Regions from separate parts of the Homo sapiens genome. Here region 2 is linked to region 1. Evidence: chromatin loops called from intact Hi-C (ENCODE). Cell type or tissue: sigmoid colon. All regions are shown on one strand. Each heading gives the region's core, and the rest is flanking DNA. Links, peaks and the distances in the headings are about the cores only.

The links. Peaks named below come from ENCODE experiments on the same cell type or tissue, not always from the same donor. Only the 100,000 strongest peaks of a DNase experiment are listed, where the experiment ranks them.
Region 2: it touches region 1 in a loop (6-fold over the local background); 7 of 110 quality-filtered maps call a loop at or near these places.

What each region holds. Positions count from the first base shown.
Region 1 is chr17:15,346,704-15,357,432 of GRCh38, forward strand. No RefSeq gene overlaps it. Among named protein-coding and RNA genes, the nearest start is that of TEKT3, 10 kb to the left of the region's middle. In sigmoid colon, for the core only: no CTCF peak of the experiment used is centred there; DNase peaks (open chromatin) are centred at 4,648 and 5,448; H3K4me3 peaks cover 710 bases; H3K27ac peaks cover 1,806 bases.
Region 2 is chr17:15,499,279-15,507,278 of GRCh38, forward strand. All of the region lies in intron 4 of TVP23C-CDRT4 (TVP23C-CDRT4 readthrough), which reads right to left. It also overlaps a transcript of TVP23C not described here and the pseudogene PPIAP53. Among named protein-coding and RNA genes, the nearest start is that of CDRT3, 32 kb to the left of the region's middle. In sigmoid colon, for the core only: CTCF peaks have their summits at 3,716 (motif pointing left) and 3,915; DNase peaks (open chromatin) are centred at 3,183 and 3,673; H3K4me3 peaks cover 1,216 bases; H3K27ac peaks cover 1,071 bases.

The sequences.
Region 1 (10,729 bases), core at 1,088-9,087:
CCATGGAATTCTAACCACAGAGTTTTTAAAACTCAGAACATTTTAACATCCCCCAGGACACTCATGGAACACAGTTTGGGGAACCTGCTTTAGCATAATGCAGCAATTCCAAATTTTAGCATTAACGTGCCCTAAAAATATATTTCAGTCAGAAAAAGAAAAATTTTTGCCCATATCTAGCTTATTTCAGACATTCTCTAAAGCAATATAGAAATAACTGACTTATCTGTGTATTCAGTATAGAAAACTCCATTGTGATTTGATGACAGTTTCCCTATTAAGTATCTTGTCTAGAAATGTGTGTGTGTGTGTGTGGGTGTGTGTGTGCATGAAGGTGATTCATGGAAAAGTAAAGAAAAAAAGAGTAAGAGAGGTGAAAGAGGTATAGTTGTCCTTTGGTATCCTTGGGGAACTGGTTCCAGGACCCCATAAATATCAAATTCTCAGATGCTCAAATCCCTTATATAAAAATAACATAGTATTTGCACATAACCCACATATATCCTCCCATATAGTTTAAATCACCTCTAAATTACTTATAATACCTAATACAATGTAAATGCCATGTAAATAGTTGTTATACTTTATTTTTTTATTTGTATTATGTTTTATTGTTGGATTGTTGTCTTTATTTTTTAAAAATATTTTCTATCCACAGTTGGTGAATCCAAGGATGTGGAATCTATAGATATGGAGGGCTGATGGTATATGGGGATGTGAGTGAGGAGTGGAAGGGGAGGGCTGATGGTATATGGGGATGTGAGTGAGGAGTGGAGGGGAGGGCTGATGGTATATGGGGGTGTGAGTGAGGAGTGGAAGGGGAGGGCTGATGGTATGTGGGGGTGTGAGTGAGGAGTGGAAGGGGAGGGCTGATGGTATGTGGGGGTGTGAGTGAGGAGTGGAAGGGGAATGTTAGGAAGTGGAAAAAGAAAACGCTGCCTTTATAGCCAAACTGTCTCTAACCTGCTGATTTCTTCTAAAACCTTTTAAGTCCATACTTACATTTATAGCTATGTAAACAGAGAAATTGGTAATATTTGCATTGTAGGAGAGGTAACAGAAATGTCTTCCATCTCAATTTTATAGTAATATAGTTTCTAGACGTGTTTTTTCACTGTTGTTGCAAATCACTTAGAAAAAAGTGGTATTTTACTCAAATTTTCATCATCAATATCAATGGTATTATTTTCCTTGATTTCTGCACTGGGAATCTGTACTTTTAGAAACAGCAATGTCAATCTATGAACTGGATGTGGGATCTGAATGGACTTAACGGGTAGAATATGACATTAATATTTACATAAAAGGGCTTCATGGAAGATTGGTTAGGAACCTCAGCTGGGTGTGTAATGCATTCATTGAGAATTTTTATCACTTACAACGGCAAGGTGATACCAGTTGTCACGGCTGTGTTTTGCTTATGTTACTAAGCTATTAAAAGGGGTGTGTATCACTGTCAGCTTTTTCAATTGAATAGACTTTTTCAGAGCATGAAATTGCAGGGCACGCCTTGCTGGGAATGCTTCCAGAGAGCCAAGATGTGTAAACTCAGCCAGGATTATTCTTATCTGAATATCTATCCCGTGTTTAGTAGATGGAAGAGCTATGATTCAAGAGGTTAAGTGATATGCCCAAGGTCACAGTCACATTTTTGCTCATGATCAGTCTCCTGACCAAGTAGAAAGTGGTGGGTTTCCACAGTGCTCTCTTTAGCTTCTCTGAGAGCCATTATGTTATTGTTGTATGTTTTCACAGATTGCCACTCCTGTTAGACTATGAGTCCCATGAGAATAAGGACAGTGTTTTTCCAGCCTTCATCACAGGAACCATTTTTGAAGCACCTGCTCTGTGCAAGCCTCATATACCTCATTTATATCTCTCAGACTAACCCCATGAGATTTATAACAGTACTTCTCTTTTACAGAGACTTAGAGGTTAGGTAACTTGACCAAGGCCACATTAGCTAGAAGGTGATACAGCTGGAATTCAACCTAGGATGTCTGACCCCAAAGCCTGTGATCTTTCCCCTACCTCAAATGGCTGTACATTTTTCCTGTGCATTCTCCTTGTTAGTCCTTAGCACTGACTGACCATCGGGCTAGGCCTGTGGTGCACTTCTGCTATGTGTTTATTGAATGAATGCATGGATGGATGAGAATCATAACTTGGGAAACAATGACCAGCTTTCCTCCTGGAACTTACTGGTGGTGTGGTATTGGGCAAACCCCCAGATCAACTGGATCTCTCCATAAGAAGAAAACAATAATGCCTCACTAGTCCGAAGGGAAGATAATGAATCAGATGCTCTATCGAAGTCTTTTCCAGAAAACAGACTGAAGCTGGGATGCTCGCTTGTAAATGGTTCTTGGAGAGCCCATCAGGCATGGAACCTATTTCTATAGGAACTGTCTGCTCCTCTTTTTGTCCTGGGAGAAATGTAACTCAAGGGAAAAGAAATCAAGGTTGGAGTTATCAGGTGAGATGCATTGTGAGTAATCAACAACCTCCCCAGCAGCCAAGATGGCTAGACAATCAATCAGTCTTCGTGCCTGAAGACTTTCTTGTATCATCTGGGACTACCCTGAACTTTAACCTTAAAGTTTCACTTATAAGGTCCTGGTATTATTCACCGACAGTCCTATGTCATAAATTAATCATCATCAACAACAAAAATGACTCATATTAAGCATTATAGGGAGATCCTTATAACCTAAAGAAGCAGATAGAAACACAGATGGGATACTTAGAGTGGGGAAAAATGCTTGGTTTAATGTTGTTAAGAGTCATTAAATGGTAACCATTGGATTATGGATAGTGTTGTGTTATAGATTGTATTTTGTACTATGTATTTAAAAAACGGGGAACTATACCAAGGCTACCTAAAAAGATCTGACATTTTAAGATCTGAGGGCATTTATAATATGCTCTCTATGATTCTGTAGAAACCGAGTATTATAAAGAAACATTGACTACTACTAACAGAAGGACACAAACTGGTCTAAGGAGGCTGATATCTTATCAGAGGTACATGGTGTTTCATCCAGATAAGCCAATAGGACCTTTATTAGTTTAGAACAATTACCTTTTGAGCTCAGCTACTACCACTAGTAAGAAGTTAGAATCTTCTTAAGAGGAAGACAGAGCATGTCAAACAGAATCAGAGAGTCAACATCTCTAATTTACCATCAGTCATGCAATCACTGAACAATTTGTAACTCTCAGTAGCATGCAAGACAATGAATTATGAAATGTGAGTGACAGTGGTGTACTGGAACTGGGTCATACTGGCTTGCAAGACTATTGTTAAATTTTCAAGAATTTTGCAAGCTCATTAAGCACAGCCTTTATTAAAAACTACATTATATAAATTTACTGTTTAGTAAATTATATTAAAACAATGGCAACAGATACCCAAAATTTATCACCTTCTAATTATTTCACAATATTTTATTGTTTTATGTCTTGAAGTTTATTTTCATCTATTGTATCTTTATAATGGAAACACTTTATCGTGATGTACTACTGAGCATCTCTTCCCAACTCTGACATCAGCAACATTGGTAGCTTGAAAATGACTACAGTGGGAGTATTTACATTATGGAAATGATCAATAGCCACAAAGCAAGGCTTGATTTATAGTTTTGTTGATTGTCTAAACTCAAGAAAGTGATGGAAAGTATAATGCACATTAAAGTATCTCCTGTTTGTAGCCATGAAATTGTGACAGGCACACACACACACACACACACAAATTGAAGCTACATTCTCCCACTATTTGAAAATAATTATCTGATTCAGCAAAGAAGTCATTCGTGTCATTAAAGTTTCCATATACATCTTCATTTTTGTCTTGTTAATGTGAACGGAGCTGTCAACCAACATTCATGTTGGACTCCTCTTATTCATTAATTGCAACTACAGGTTGGTTAGAAATACAAGAGTTTGGCAAAAATCAACAAAATAATTCTGTAAAAACCAACTGGCTATATGGAATTTATAATACAGAGTATTTGTATATTTTATTACTATTTATAAATTATAAGCTAAGAATTGTTTAATATCATTAAAATATAATAAACATTATGTACAGATACATACATTTTTCCCCAGAGATTCAGCTGTTAAATGTTTGTATCACTGTGAATGGGCCCCTGTTTCTGTCCTTAAGAGGTTAACATTTGGTGGGACGTGGGCAAAAATCCTACAGTGCAGGCTCTGGTGTGGTCAAAGCCATCAGAAAGAAACCCAGTCTCTTCGGAGCTCAGAAGAGGAAAAAGCACTGCCAGCCAGGAAAAACTGAAAGTTTTCATTTACGGGCTACAGAGAAAATTGTGTAGATCTTTAAACTGACAAGAGTTTGTGGAAACAAAAGCAGAGTTGGATATAGATAGATGTGCTGTATTTTTATAAAATATTTGAAATGTCATTTCTCAGTGATTTAATAAGAAAGTTAATTTATTTTTGTTGACATTGTTGGAAATAGTTTATCTTTTGTTTATAAACCAGAAACAGCCAGAGTCTGGCGTGTGTTAACTTGAGTCTGATTTGTGCTGGTCTTTGTCTAATTTACGTTCGCTTCAGTCAGCCAGTTATGAGGTTGCCAGGCTGTGGAGATGAAGGTGGCAGATAGCGGGCTGAGTCTTCCACAACCTTAGCGCAAGCTTCCAACACAGCTTGTCAGGCTATATAGGGAAGAATCTATTCAGCTTAGGGTGTGCGTGCTGACTGTGGGCCCCTGGGGAAGGAAGCCTCTCTAGCTATCTCTTTACGAAGCTATAGCAGACGCTGTCCACACTTCAACCCATGTCTCCTCGGACCCTTTGATCATTTTCCTGAGCACAGACTCCCCGTATGCTTATTCTTACATCTCCTTGAAGATGAACTGTCCTCAGGCTGCCAGAATCTACTTTGCTTAGGCAAGAAAGCCTGGAAGTGCTTGGGAATTTGTGCCTCAGGCCAATCCATAACCAAAGACTAATGAGTTCTGGGGTATAAATACCCCAGATGCTCTTCTCCTGAGGCGTGACCCTCTGAGGCATGACCTACCCTGTTTCCAGAGCTCCTCCTGTGGGAATGAACCAAAGTTACCCTCCTGGGACTTTGCTGGATACCACATTCCTGCATCTCCCAACTTCCCTTCTATAATAGATCCTACTTCCCCATTTCTTTCCCAGTTTTTCCCAGTAGAACATTTCTTGATAAATCACTTTCACACTAATCCTTGGAGTCTTCTTCTGGTGAACCTGACCTAAGACAGTGGCCATGTTTTATGTGGTGTGTTCCCCACCCCCATTTATTGGCCATGAATGTTTGGACCACAGGTAAACACCCAGCTCAAAGGTGGCCCCTCTGTGGACTGGCCAGTGGATTGAGGTGGCATAGCTCAAGTGCCAACCTAGGCAGATCCTCTCTCTCATGGGGTTTGATATTGAGTCATATAGAGAGTGACTGAGTCATCATATTTGATATTGCAAAACTCTGGCTGAGATTCACGACTCGATCTGCCAAGAAGCAATGAGATAACTCTCACTGGAGCCTTCTTACATTCTGAAGGACTTTGTCGTTTGCAAACATGCTCCCATTTCCATGGCATTTCTTAATTCTATGTGATTCCTTCCTATAATCCTCATTACTCAAGGTAATGGGATGTCTCTGGTCCTCAAAAAGCCTAAAATACAAGCTAGGAATCACCTCATTGAGGGACCTAATTTTCTGGCCATTTATTGCTGAATTATTTAGGGAAAGGGCCCTGAAAATTATCAAAGAGGCCATAATGATTTGAGTAGAAGCAACATGGAGCCAAATTAGCATTCATATAAGTTGGATAATGAAGATGAGGGAATCTATTTGAGATATTAAAAAGCTGAAAGGAAGCAGACTAGTGTTCTTACCTGAGGTAGAAAAAGCAGCTGAACCTCCTTTTGTCTTCCATATCTTCTGTCTTCCTCTCATTTGCAGCAGCCAAGATGGGGCTATCAAGTTGGGGAGCAGATAGTAGAAACAATGAGGGAAGAGTCTATATACTAGGAGTGTTGGAGCCCTTGAGTTTACAGTTGCCTTTTAAGTCTTTCAATGTCTTTTACTCAAGAAAGCACTTTAGTTCTAGTGATGAAAGAATCAGGCTAGACCAGAAACTGAGGCATGCTGTTTAGGGCTTGTTCTCTATCTAGATTAAAAAGGAGCTTTTGACCCAGCCCAGATCACTAGGGGCAAAAAAGAGACAGGAATTCAGGGCAGATATTTTGTTCAGAAATGCAGGTCGAACAATCTTTGGGGTATCAGGCCAGGTAGGGTATGGAGATGAGAGGTACCAACTCTACAATTCTCCATATTGAAAATGGAAGGTCAATATTTTATAGCCACAAGCAAATGCAAACAAATACAATTCATGTTTGCCTGGAATCAACATCACCTCCCCCTCTCCCACTCTGCACTTCTCTGAAATACTCATAAAAATCCTAAGTGCTCCTCAAAAGCCAATAATTAGCTCATCAGAGTCACACTACACAGACATATCTCCTCTGCTAGTACATTCCCTAGTGCAGGACAAGACACATCAAAATTGCCCAGAGAGCTTTTAAAATGTAGATTTCAGGGTCTCATCCCAAGAGGAACTGATTCAGTAAGCCAAGGATGAGGTCTGCGAACCCATACAAACTTTATTACAAATGAGCAGTTTACTTGGATTTGAGCAATGATACTAGATCTTAAATTTTATACAGATGATCTTACTGTATGTTAATCTTAAGGCTTTTTAAAGGCAAAGAAACTATCTTCTTTATTGATTTCCTTTGTTTGAGGTGCATATTTTTATGCGTTCATAAGCTATATTATAAACAGCTGCCAATTTTTGGCTAGTGAGATTTTAAAAGTAGTTATTTATAGGTCTAATTTAACTTTAAATGTTTTAAAGTCTCTAAGAGGAACCTTCAAATCTCTCCTGTTCCTCCCTCATCTGCTCTATGAAGCACACATTTTCTTTGAGAAGAGGTTTCAGATAATGGAATTGAAGTTAGTCAAATCACAGAAAGTGAAACCTAGAGGGATTTTAATAGCTCCCCAGTTCAGCCCCCTCATTAGATGAGAAAATTGAGGCCAAAAAGTTTAATTGATTTGCCCAAAGTCAGCCAAGTGCTTGAGACAAGTATCTCCAACATCGTTTGGTCTCTCCCTTATACCCGGGAGGCCTGGTGCGAATATTCTCATTGGAATTTTATTTCTGGTGCCATTCTGCAAACAGCACTTTCTGGCCAAATTGAGCAGATATGAGTGCGCTATCCCTGAAATCACCCCATCTAGGCAGCTCCATCTCCCATCTGCTACAAAGGATCTATCCGCCACTGCCTATAGACTTCCTTAAGGAAGAAACTTCAAAATTCTAAGTTAAAAAAAAAAAAGCAAATTTCATCATGCCTCAAAATACCGTAATGTTTCTCACTTACCTAAATCTCTGGGGCCTGCTTACACATATCTGCTGAGCATATCTACCTAGACATTCTCTTTATATATACATACATAAAAGGTATTTATATAAATACTGTAGGTATTGATATATACATATATACGCATATACACACACTTACATACCTACATATCTACATGTATATCTCTACTTCCCTGTAAATTATTTGTCTGAGTCCAAAGTAAGAGTCATAAACTCCACACTGTATTGGTTCTTCTTATCTCATCCAGCACAACCACCTTTGGATTGTCATTCAACTGAAAAATAAACAGAAAACACAGTGGGCACTGTGATGCTCTGTAGGCAATCGTGTGCACCTCTCCATGTCCAGGGCCAAGCAGATTACTCATAGCTGCCCACAAGCCAAGTGCCATTCCCCTTGCTTCTACCCAACCCTTCAAAGTCACCGATGCTCTGAGGACACTAGGTGTGTCATTGATGTGAATTCCAAAAGGGATCATCTACTGCTTAGCCCCTGTAGAAATCTGGTACTGCAGAGGCCCAGACATGACAGTGTCTGCCCCCGTGAGACAGTGTCTGAGGTTCATGTGCACTCTGCCCTCTGCCATGTGTCAGAGCCCCAGCTTCCATGCTTTGGGCAGGTGACAAGTGGGTTGACTTATGGATGCCCCAGTTGTTCAGTAGCCAGGTCATGGTCAACCCTTTGCTCCCAGTTTTGAACGCTTCTTCTTTTCTGTATAACCCACCCTGCCAACTAAATGTTTCCTTTTCTCCATGTGCCATGGTGTGGAAAGGGCTGGGAAGTGCTGCCCAGGATGTGCATCTACTAAGCATTCCTGAGGGCCACAGTTACCTGCTGTAGCAGCTCCCCAATCCCCCATCTGGGGTCCCCACTGCAGCGAGGGAGCTGTGTGCTCCAGCAGGACGAGAGTGGCAGGAGACGTTTTTCTATCTAAGGTGGCTCCCATGGCACAGAGGAAAGAACACAGGCTCAGGAATGAGACAGACCTGCTGCATTGGTAGCCTTGGTTTTGCCCCCTACTCATGCAAGACATTGAACAAACCATTTTAACCTCTCTGAGGCGGTTCCAAGATGGCCGAATAGGAGCAGCTCCAGTCTACAGCTCCCAGCATGAGAGACGCAGAAAACGGGTGATTTCTGCATTTCCAGCTGAGCTTTGAAGAGAGTAATGGTTCTCCCAGCACGGAGTTTGAGATCTGAGAACGGACAGACTGCTTCCTCAATTGGGTCCCTGACCCCCGAGTAGCCTAACTGGGAGGCACTCCCCAGTGGGGGCAGACTGACACCTCACACGGCTGGGTACCCCTCTGAGACAAAACTTCCAGAGGAACGATCAGACAGCAACATTTGCTGTTCTGCAGCCTCCACTGCTGATACCCAGGCAAACAGGGTCTGGAGTGGGTCTCCAGCAAACTCCAACAGACCTGCAGCTGAGGGTCCTGACTGTTAGAAGGAAAACTAACAAACAGAAGGGACATCCACACCAAAACCCCATGTGTACATCACCATCATGAAAGACCAAAGGTAGATAAAACCACAAAATGGGGAAAAAACAGAGCAGAAAAACTGAAAATTCTAAAAATCAGAGTGCCTCTCCTCCTCCAAAGGAACACAGCTCCTCACCAGCAACAGAACAAGGCTGGACAGAGAATGACTTTGACGAGTTGAGAGAAGAAGGCTTCAGATGGACAAACTTCTCCGAGCTAAAGGAGGAAGTTCGAGCCATCGCAAAGAAGTTAAAAACCTTGAAAAAAGATTAGACGAATGGCTAACTAGAATTACCAATGTAGAGAAGGCCTTAAATGACCTGATGGAGCTGAAAACCATGGCAGGAGAACTATGTGACGAATGCACAAGCTTCAGTAGCCAATTTGGTCAGCTGGAAGAAAGGGTATCAGTGATTGAAGATCAAATGAATGAAATGAAGTGAGAAGAGAAGTTTAGAGAAAAAAGAATAAAAAGAAATGAACAAAGCCTCCAAGAAATATGGGACTATGTGAAAAGACCAAATCTACATCTGATTGGTGTACCTGAAAGTGACGAGGAGAATGGAACTAAGTTGGAAAACACTCTGCAGGATATTATCCAGGAGAACTTCCCCAACCTAGCAAGGCAGGCCAACATTCAAATTCAGGAAATACAGAGAATGCCACAAAGATACTCCTCGAGAAGAGCAACTCCAAGACACATAATTGTCAGATTCACCAAAGTTGAAATGAAGGAAAAAATGTTAAGGGCAGCCAGAGAAAAAGGTTGGGTTACCCACAAAGGGAAGCCAATCAGACTAACAGCTGATCTCTCAGCAGAAATTCTACAAGCCAGAAGAGAGTGGGGGCCAATATTCAACATTCTTAAAGAAAAGAATTTTCAATCCAGAATTTCATATCCAGCCAAACTAAGCTTCATAAGTGAAGGAGAAATCAAATCCTTTACAGACAAGCAAATGCTGAGAGATTTTGTCACCACCAGGCCTGCCCTACAAGAGCTCCTGAAGGAAGCACTAAACATGGAAAGGAACAACCGGTACCAGCCACTGCAAAAACATGCCAAATTGTAAAGACCATTGATGCTAGGAAGAAACTGCATCAACTAACAAGCAAAATAACCAGCTAACATCAAAATGACAGGATCAAATTCACACATAACAATATTAACCTTAAATGTAAGTGGGCTAAATGCTCCTATTAAAAGACACAAACTGGCATATTGGATAAAGAGTCAAGACCCATCAGTGTGCTGTATTCAGGAGACCCATCTCACGTGTAGAGACACACATAGGCTCAAAATAAAGGGATGGAGGAAGATCCACCAAGCAAAGGAAAACAACAAAAGGCAGGGGTTGCAATCCTAGTCTCTGATAAAACAGACTTTAAACCAACAAAGATCAAAAGAGACAAAGAAGGCCATTACATAACAGTAAAGGGATCAATTCAACAAGAAGAGCTAACTATCCTAAATATATATGCATCCAATACAAGAGCACCCAGATTCATAAGGCAAGTCCTGAGTGACCTACAAAGAGACTTAGACTCCCACACAATAATAATGGGAGACTTTAACACCCCACTGTCAACATTAGGCTGATCCATGAGACAGAAAGTTAACAAGCATATCCAGGAATTGAACTCAGCTCTGCACCAAGTGGACCTAATAGACATCTACAGAACTCTCCACCCCAAATCAACAGAATATACATTCTTCTCAGCACCAAATAGCACTTATTCCAAAACTGACCACATAGTTGGAAGTAAAGCACTCTTCAGCAAATGTAAAAGAACAGAAAT
Region 2 (8,000 bases), core at 1-8,000, 150 kb after region 1:
ATCCCAGGACAAGCTCAGCTACTCGCCTGCCCTGGCAACAGGTTCCGAGTGTCACCAGCACTGCAACAGCCCCTGTGGTGTGCTGGGTCCTCCAGGCTCACTCTGGCCCTTCTGATGCCCTAGCCCCTTGGGCCGCCTTCTAAGGAGTCCACCTGTCCTCTTCACACCAAACGGACCTAATTTACCCAGGTAGAAAAACTCTCAGTGGGTGTCTCCAGGGTACCGTCCCCACTGTCACCGCATCATATTCTAAGCCAGTGGGTGAACAACCTCGGTTCTGGCTCCCCTTTTAACGTGATCAGAGTCTGCCCATGGGCAAGAAAACAGACTCTGTCAGATCATGCATTCTTGTGTTGCTCCTGCCATAACTTTGACCTCCAGCAAATCACCCAGTGCCTCAGTTTCCCCACCGTAAAAGTAGCTCAGAAATGTGATGACTCAAGCCCCCAAAGAAATTCTGGGTAGTTTTGTGTGTCTTCAACACTGCTGAGTGTTTTTTCCAGGTGGCTGGATGACAAATCTTCCTCTAGGATATGTGGGGTTGTAATTTGCCCTCAGAGATGCAGGTGCCCCAGGAGTCTCCTTTAACAAATGAAAAGCCGGTCTCTGCCACATGCCAGGATGCTTGTGAACATCACAGAGGCCACCCGAACCCTATCACAGACCTTCCCTGCTCTGGTGGCTATTAACTCTCCTTCTGAGAAAAACCTCTGAGGATCGGAGCCCACATTTTGTTCAGGGATCCAGCCTGGGCTATTGCCCCAGCTCCAGGAAAGAAGGAGCTGCATGCCTTCTCTGCTTCTATTCTGATTTTTTTTTTTTTTTTTTTTTTGAAGTGGAATCTCGCTCTGTCGCCCAGGCTGGAGTGCAGTGGCACGATCTTGGCTCACTGCAACTTCAACCTCCTGGGTTCAAGCGATTCTCCTGCTTCAGCCTCCCAAGTAGCTGGGACTACAGGTGTACGCCACCACAGTCAGCTAATTTTTGTATTTTTAGTAGAGACAGGGTTTCACCATATTGGTTAGGAGGCTGGTCTTGAACTCCTGACCTCGTGATCTGCCTCTAGGCCTCCCAAAGTGCTGGGATTACAGGTGTGAGCCACCACACCCAGCCCATTCTGATTTTTTAAAAACTGTCCCACATATCAACCCACCATGTTACCACCTGTTTTAACCAATTTGTATTGGAAGTAATGGGCAGAAAGTGTTAAGCTGTGCCGCATATTATGAAATATGACCAGCCCACCCTGGAACACTTTGCAAGGCTCTATCACCTCCACATCCTACTTAACCCTTATAGCTGTCCCAGGAGAGCCCACTCCCTCCACCATTGTATAGACACAGAACTGCTGCACAAAGAACAGAACATAAGCAATTTGGTCAAGATCACTGAAGCAACTGGGATTCGAACCTAGGACTTGCCTGACTCCAAATCCCAGCTATTAACACTTCACTCTGCCTCATCAGGGGGAGAGAAAAATTACATAAGCCAAGGAGAGGTGGTTACATGGAAAGCAAATAAAGAGGAGAAGTGAGTGATCTCAGCCATGGAAGGTTGACAATTCAGGCCATGCAATATATGCTTATTATTATGGTAGACTTCCTATTTGACCTCTTTGAACTTGTGAGATCACTTTAATTCTATAATTTACTTATTCATTCTTTCACTAAGAATTTGCTGAAAATTTATCATGTGTGAAAATGTCTTGTAAACTCTTTTTTTTTTTTTTCCCTGAGACAGAGTCTTGCTCTGTCGCCCAGAGCTGGAGTGCAATGGCGTGATCTCAGCTCACTGCAACCTCCGCCTCCCAGGTTCAAGCAATTCTCCTGCCTCAGCCTCCTGAGTAGCTGGGATTACACGCGTGCGCCACCACACCAGGCTAATTTTTGTATTTTTAGTAGACGGGGTTTCGCCATGTTGGCCAGGCTGGTCTTGGAATCCTGACCTCATGATCTGCCCACCTCGGCCCCCCAAAATGCTGGGATTACAGGTGGGAATCACCGCGCCTGGCCACAATTATTAATTTTTAAACCTGGTGAGAGATGCAAAAGATGTCTGCCCTTAAGGAATTTATAACTTGTTGAACCTAGAATACATATTTCCCTTCTTAGAACAAAAATCAAGCATCTTCTAATAAAAGTGGGAAGGTACAGGATGTAGCTAAAGCATTTCTGTCAGGGTTTTCCCACTGTCCCTTCCTGTTCATCACTGTCCCTTCCTGTTGACTCATTTCAACTTGGGATTCACTATGACCACTAGATCCTTTTCCTCTCTATTTCTCTTTAAGTCCATTCTAACCACCTGGACATTATTTAATCCCAAATTCACAATGCCCACCTTCCCAATCTTTAACTGACTTGGTGAGCTATTAACAAGAGTTCTATTTGACCCAACGACTCACGGAGGAAAGAAGAGAACTTCACATTTGTGGGACTGGCCACAATATGCACTCAGGAGCTGTAGGACTAATGGCCACTCCTCAGAGAGTCCTTGGGGTAAGTGAGGCATAACAGAGAGGCTAACTATAGTAAGTAAGTGGGCTGAGCCTGGCCTGGTTGCTCTCAGCCTTTTCCGCCACTCATTTCCATCAAAAGACTGCCTTTAGGAGCAACGGAGGTTAATGAAGCTGTCCACAATGGGGCAGCCAGCGGTAGTGCGACTGAAGTGGAAATCATGTGAGTTAGGTGAAAAAGTACAAACTGGCCTGATTCAGGGAGCTGCCACCCAGCTGGAGAACAGGTGTTACCTCTCAGTGGGCAGAGCTGCACAAGGCCAGATCCTCTCCCTTCTTAGTCACGAAGGTGCCCTCTGGCTCCAAGGGGAGGAGAGGGAACCAGACCTCACTCCCCAGGCCTCAGACCCCCCATCTCTCTCCATGTCCTTCCCGCTGTGACCTCCTTCAACGGTATAATCACTCAGCCTGTTAGGCACTAAGTAGTAAAACTGGTCAACCTTTAAAACCACTTTTCATTACGAAGGCCCAAAAAAAGATAAAAGATGAAATTTAATGGGGGGTGGGGGGGCACAAGAGGGTGATTGAAAAAAACACAGATAATTTCTGGAATTGGATCTGTTAAGCCTTACACATTAGTCCCCGCCCTCGGAAGTAAGGGCCTGTCATTCTGTAAAGGGACGCAGCCACACGCAGAGAAGGTGGAGGTCTCCACCCCTTCCCTCTTCGTCCTCGCCTAGGAGGGACCGTGGTGCCAGTAAAACAGGGACTGGCTGGCCCAGAGCCTTGGGGATCCCCTCCTTTGTCTGGAACCCTCTGGCTCACCGCATCCTTCCTCGGGGCCGCATGGCCCTGCCCCACAAAGCAGGCGTGCTGGGGGCTGCTTGGCCAGGAAAGCGGACGCTTGCAGGGACCACGCTGCTGCCTCTCTTCTGCCCTTTTCCCCTTAGTTTTACAAGTTCCCTGTTCGTTCGTTCTTTCTCTCTCTCCTCTCTCTCTCTTTCTCTCTCCTCTCTCCCGTCTCTTTCTCTCCTTCTCCGTCACTCTCTTCCCTCCCTCTCTCCTCTCTCCTCTCTCTCCTCTCTCTCTCTCTCTCTCTCTCCTGCGAGGAGCTTCAGATTTGTGGGTTGTTTTTAATGCATTCCGGATGCCAGATGAAATTTTGGCCCGGGCTCACCAGTTCCTCTGCTATTGGGACTCTCCCCACCTCCCCTCCAGGCCCAAAGCCGCAAGGAGAGAAATAGGCGGGCGGGCGCCATCTGTTGGCAGTTGCCTGGAGCCGCACGAAGAGGTGGAGAACTAAGGCGGGGCGCAGGTTTCCAGTAAAGAGCTCGATCCGTGATCCTCGTGAAAGAATTAATGTCTACCTGATGAAACTTCCTCGAGGGATGGCCCGGGCAGCGGCTCACGCCTGTTATCCCAGCGCTTTGGAAGGCGGAAGCGGGAGGATCTCTTGAGCCCAAGACTTTCAGACCAGTCTGGGCAATGTGGCGAGACCGTCTCTACAAAAAATAAAATAAAAATAAATTAGCCAGGTGTAGTGGCGCGCCTGTGGTTCCAGCTACTTGACAGGCCGAGATGGGAGGATCGCTTCAGCCCAGGAAGTCGAAGCTGCAATGAGCTGTGACCACGCCACTGCACTCCAGCCTGGGCGACAGAGCAAGACCATGATATTTCAAGAAAAGTCCTTGAGGCAAAAGGTGACCTGCTTTAGAACGCCTCAGTGCTTAGACATGAACAGTGAAGGGGACTGAAGATTGTTGGAACACGGTGCAGAACCCTCTTAGTCTCGTTTTGTTGCCTTATTATGTTCTATTTCAACTTTCAAAAAAAATTGCTGGCATTAGCATGTCGAAAAATTGGTGACATTAGAATGTCAAATTCTTTGAAGGATGGGGATTTTTGCATTCAGTTTTGTGTTCACCAAAATAAGCTAGCAGGAGATTCTGTGCAAGTTGACTTATAAGTATATGGTTTGCTGAAATCTTATGAGGAGAGGGAAATGTAAAGTAAATGAAGTGGAAATAAGTGGTTGTTATGGTTAGGAAAAGGCCATCGTAAGGCTTCATGGCTAGCATGCAGGCCACCGAAGTTCTATCCCAAACAGAAGGAAGCTCTTGTAGGATGGTGAGTTATGGTAGGGTTCTAGGAGGAGTGGGTGTCAGCCTTTTGGGAGGGGGAATGGAAGGGCTGGGAAGGGTGGGAGGAAGTGAATGAAGTTCCAAAGCCAGGAAGCTAGGCACAACCCTGTGAGTAGTACCAATACCTAAGGATGGTTTCTCAGGGACACTCAGAAAAAAGAGCCCAGTCTCCTGAGAGCAAGCATGCAGCCCTATCCCCACATTTTCCCCTGAACATGGTCCTGTCCACCAAATCAGGCCTGAGGATCCTGAAACACCTCCAGGCCCTGGGCCCTCACCCACTAGACAGCCCAGGAACCAGGAGCCTAGGCCTGAATAATGGGAAGCTCTGGTACTGGGCTTTATATTCCTGCATTTTCAACAGGAACAAGACTATGATGTGTGGGGTTTCACACCCTTTCTCCCTCCCTTTTCCTCTCAGAGCCACCTTTGTCTTTGCCAATTTGTCCCTGGGGTTTGGTGACACAGAGGCAGTGGCCAGAAAAGAGAGGCAGAATTGAAGTCGTGGTCATGGGGCTTTTGCTTCTGGACAAGGCTAAGATTTACTTGGATATGAACATAAAAATAAGGAGTTGCTGGAAGAGAAGAGCTGCGCTTTGGATGGGTTTATTAAGAGTTGAGAGCGCGGAAGATGAGGCAGCTTTGGAAATCAGCTGCAGTAGCATGAAGGATACTGAGAATCATTTTAATAAAGACAATTTTTTTTTAAGAGACAGGGTCTCGTGCTTTGGCCCAGGCTAGAGTGCAGTGGGGTGATCACAGCTCACTGAAGCCACAACTTCCTGGGCTCAAGCTGGGACTACAGGCACGCACCACCATGCCCAGCACATTTTTAAAATTTTTTTGTAGAGACAAGGTCTCACTATTTGGCCCAGCTTGGTCTCAAACCCCTAGCCTCAAATGATCCTCTCTCCTCAGCCTCCCAAAGTGCTGAGATTACAGGTGTGAGCCACTGTGCTCCACGGAGGATGAGGTTTATAAGGTGATTTCTGGTGCATCAAGAAGGTATTTTCCTCCCCTCCCTCTGACCTTCAGGGGCTTCTTGAGGGACCAAAACTTGGAAGGTACTTTCCATTGATCTTCTTCTGGAAGAAGGAGAGGGTCCAATAAAACCGCTGTTTATTTGAGTCAGCATCATGCACAGCCCAGGCCACACAGACCCACAGTTATATACTGATTACACATTCAACGCATGTGTGTTCTCAACACTGAAGAGGTAGTGGTAATGAAGGCAGCCATGGGGCTATAGTCCTAGACATTTTATTCCTTTAATATTTAAAGCAAACCTATCCAGCAAAACAAAGGAGGCAAAACAAAACAACAACAACAAAAAAAACCCCTGCATGTCAGTGTTTAGAAAATATCCAGACTATATGTCTTTCCAATATTCATGGAAATCTTTGATCCAAGGTGATGTTGATGAGCCTGTGGGTGGGCTGGGAGTTTGTTGGTGGACCTACAAGGCTGTGGAGCACATGTCAATTCTCCCACCAGTCTCAGGCAGTGACGCCTACTGGTTTAGAGCACAGATTCTAGATCGAGACATTCCTGGGTTCAAATCCCAGCACTGTTGTTTCCTTCCTGTATAACTCAAGAAAGTCTTGGCTTTTGCAGATACCACCGCCACCGGGAGCCCCATACTATTGAGAGGTGACAGCGTGCTGGCAGTCCTCAGAGCCCCGCTTGCTCTCGGAACCTCCTCTGCCAGGGCTCCCACTTTGGCGGCACTTGAGGAGCCCTTCAGCCCACCACTGCACTGTGGGAGCCCCTTTCTGGGCTGGCCAAGGCTGGAGCCCACTCCCTCAGCTTGCAGGGAGGTGTGGAGGGAGAGGGGCGAGCGGGAACCGGGGCTGCCTAGGGCGCTTGCGGGCCAGCTGGAGTTCCGGGTGGGCGTGGGCTTGGCGGGCCCCGCACTCGGAGCAGCCGGCCAGCCCTGCTGCCCCGGGCAATGAGCACCCGGGCCAGCGGCTGCGTACGGTGTACTGGGTCCCCCAGCAGTGCCAGCCCACCGGCGCTGTGCTCGATTTCTCACCGAGCCTTAGCTGCCTTCCTGCAGGGCAGGGCTCGGGACCTGCAGCCCGCCATGCCTGAGCCTCCCACCCGCTCCATGGGCTCCTGTGCGGCCCAAGCCTCCCCGACGAGCGCCACCCCCTGCTCCACAGCGCCCAGTTCCATCGACCACCCAAGGGCTGAGGAGTGCGAGCGCACGGCGCAGGACTGGCAGGCAGCTCCACCTGCAGCCCCGGTGCGGGATCCACTAGGTGAAGCCAGCTGGGCTCCTGAGTCTGATGGGGACGTGGAGAGTCTTTATGTCTAGCTCAGGGATTGTAAATACACCAATCAGCACCCTGTGTTTAGCTCAAGGTTTGTGAGTGCACCAATCGACACTCTGTATCTAGCTGCTCTGGTGGGGCCTTGGAGAACCTTTATGTCTAGCTCAGGGATTATAAATACACCAATCAGCACCCTGTGTCTAGCTCAGGGTTTGTGAGTGCACCAGTCGACACTCTGTATCTAGCTGCTCTGGTGGGGCCTTGGAGAACCTTTATGTCTAGCTCAGGGATTGTAAACGCACCAGTCAGCGCCCTGACAAAACAGGCCACTGGGCTCTACCAATCAGCAGGATGTGGGTGGGGCCAAATAAGAGAATAAAAGCAGGCTGTGGGCGCCAGCAGTGGCAACCTGCTCAGGTCCCCTTCCACACTGCGGAAGCTTTGTTCTTTTGCTCTTTGCAGTAAATCTTGCTACTGCTCACTCTTTGGGTCCACGCTGCTTTTATGAGCTGTAACACTCACCGCAAAGGTCTGCAGCTTCACTCCTGAGTCAGCGAGACCACGAACCCACCAGAAGGAAGAAACTCCGAACACATCCGAACATCAGAAGGAACAAACTCCAGACGCGCCACCTTAAGAGCTGTAACACTCACCGCGAGGGTCCGCGGCTTCATTCTTGAAGTCAGTGAGACCAAGAACCCACTAGAACACACTATCAGCCGTGGTCAACCCCACCATGTTCTTCAACATCGCCATCAACGGGGAGCCCTTGGGCCGCATCTCCTTTGAGCTGTTTGCAAACAAGATTCCAAAGACGGCAGAAAACTTTCATGCTCTAAGCACTGGAGAGAAAGGATTTGGTTATAAGGGTTCCTGCTTTCACAGAATTATTCCAGAGTTTATGTGTCAGGGCGGTGACTTCACATGCCATAATGGCACTGGTGCCTCTACGGGGAGAAATTTGATGTCGAGGACTTCACCCTAAAGCATACAGGTCCTGACATCTTGTCCATGGCAAATGCAGGACCCGATACAAACGGTTCCTAATTTTTCATCTGCACTGCCAAGACAGCGTGGTTGAATGGGAAGCAGGTGGTCTCTGGCAAGGTGAGAGAAGGCATGAATATTGTGAAG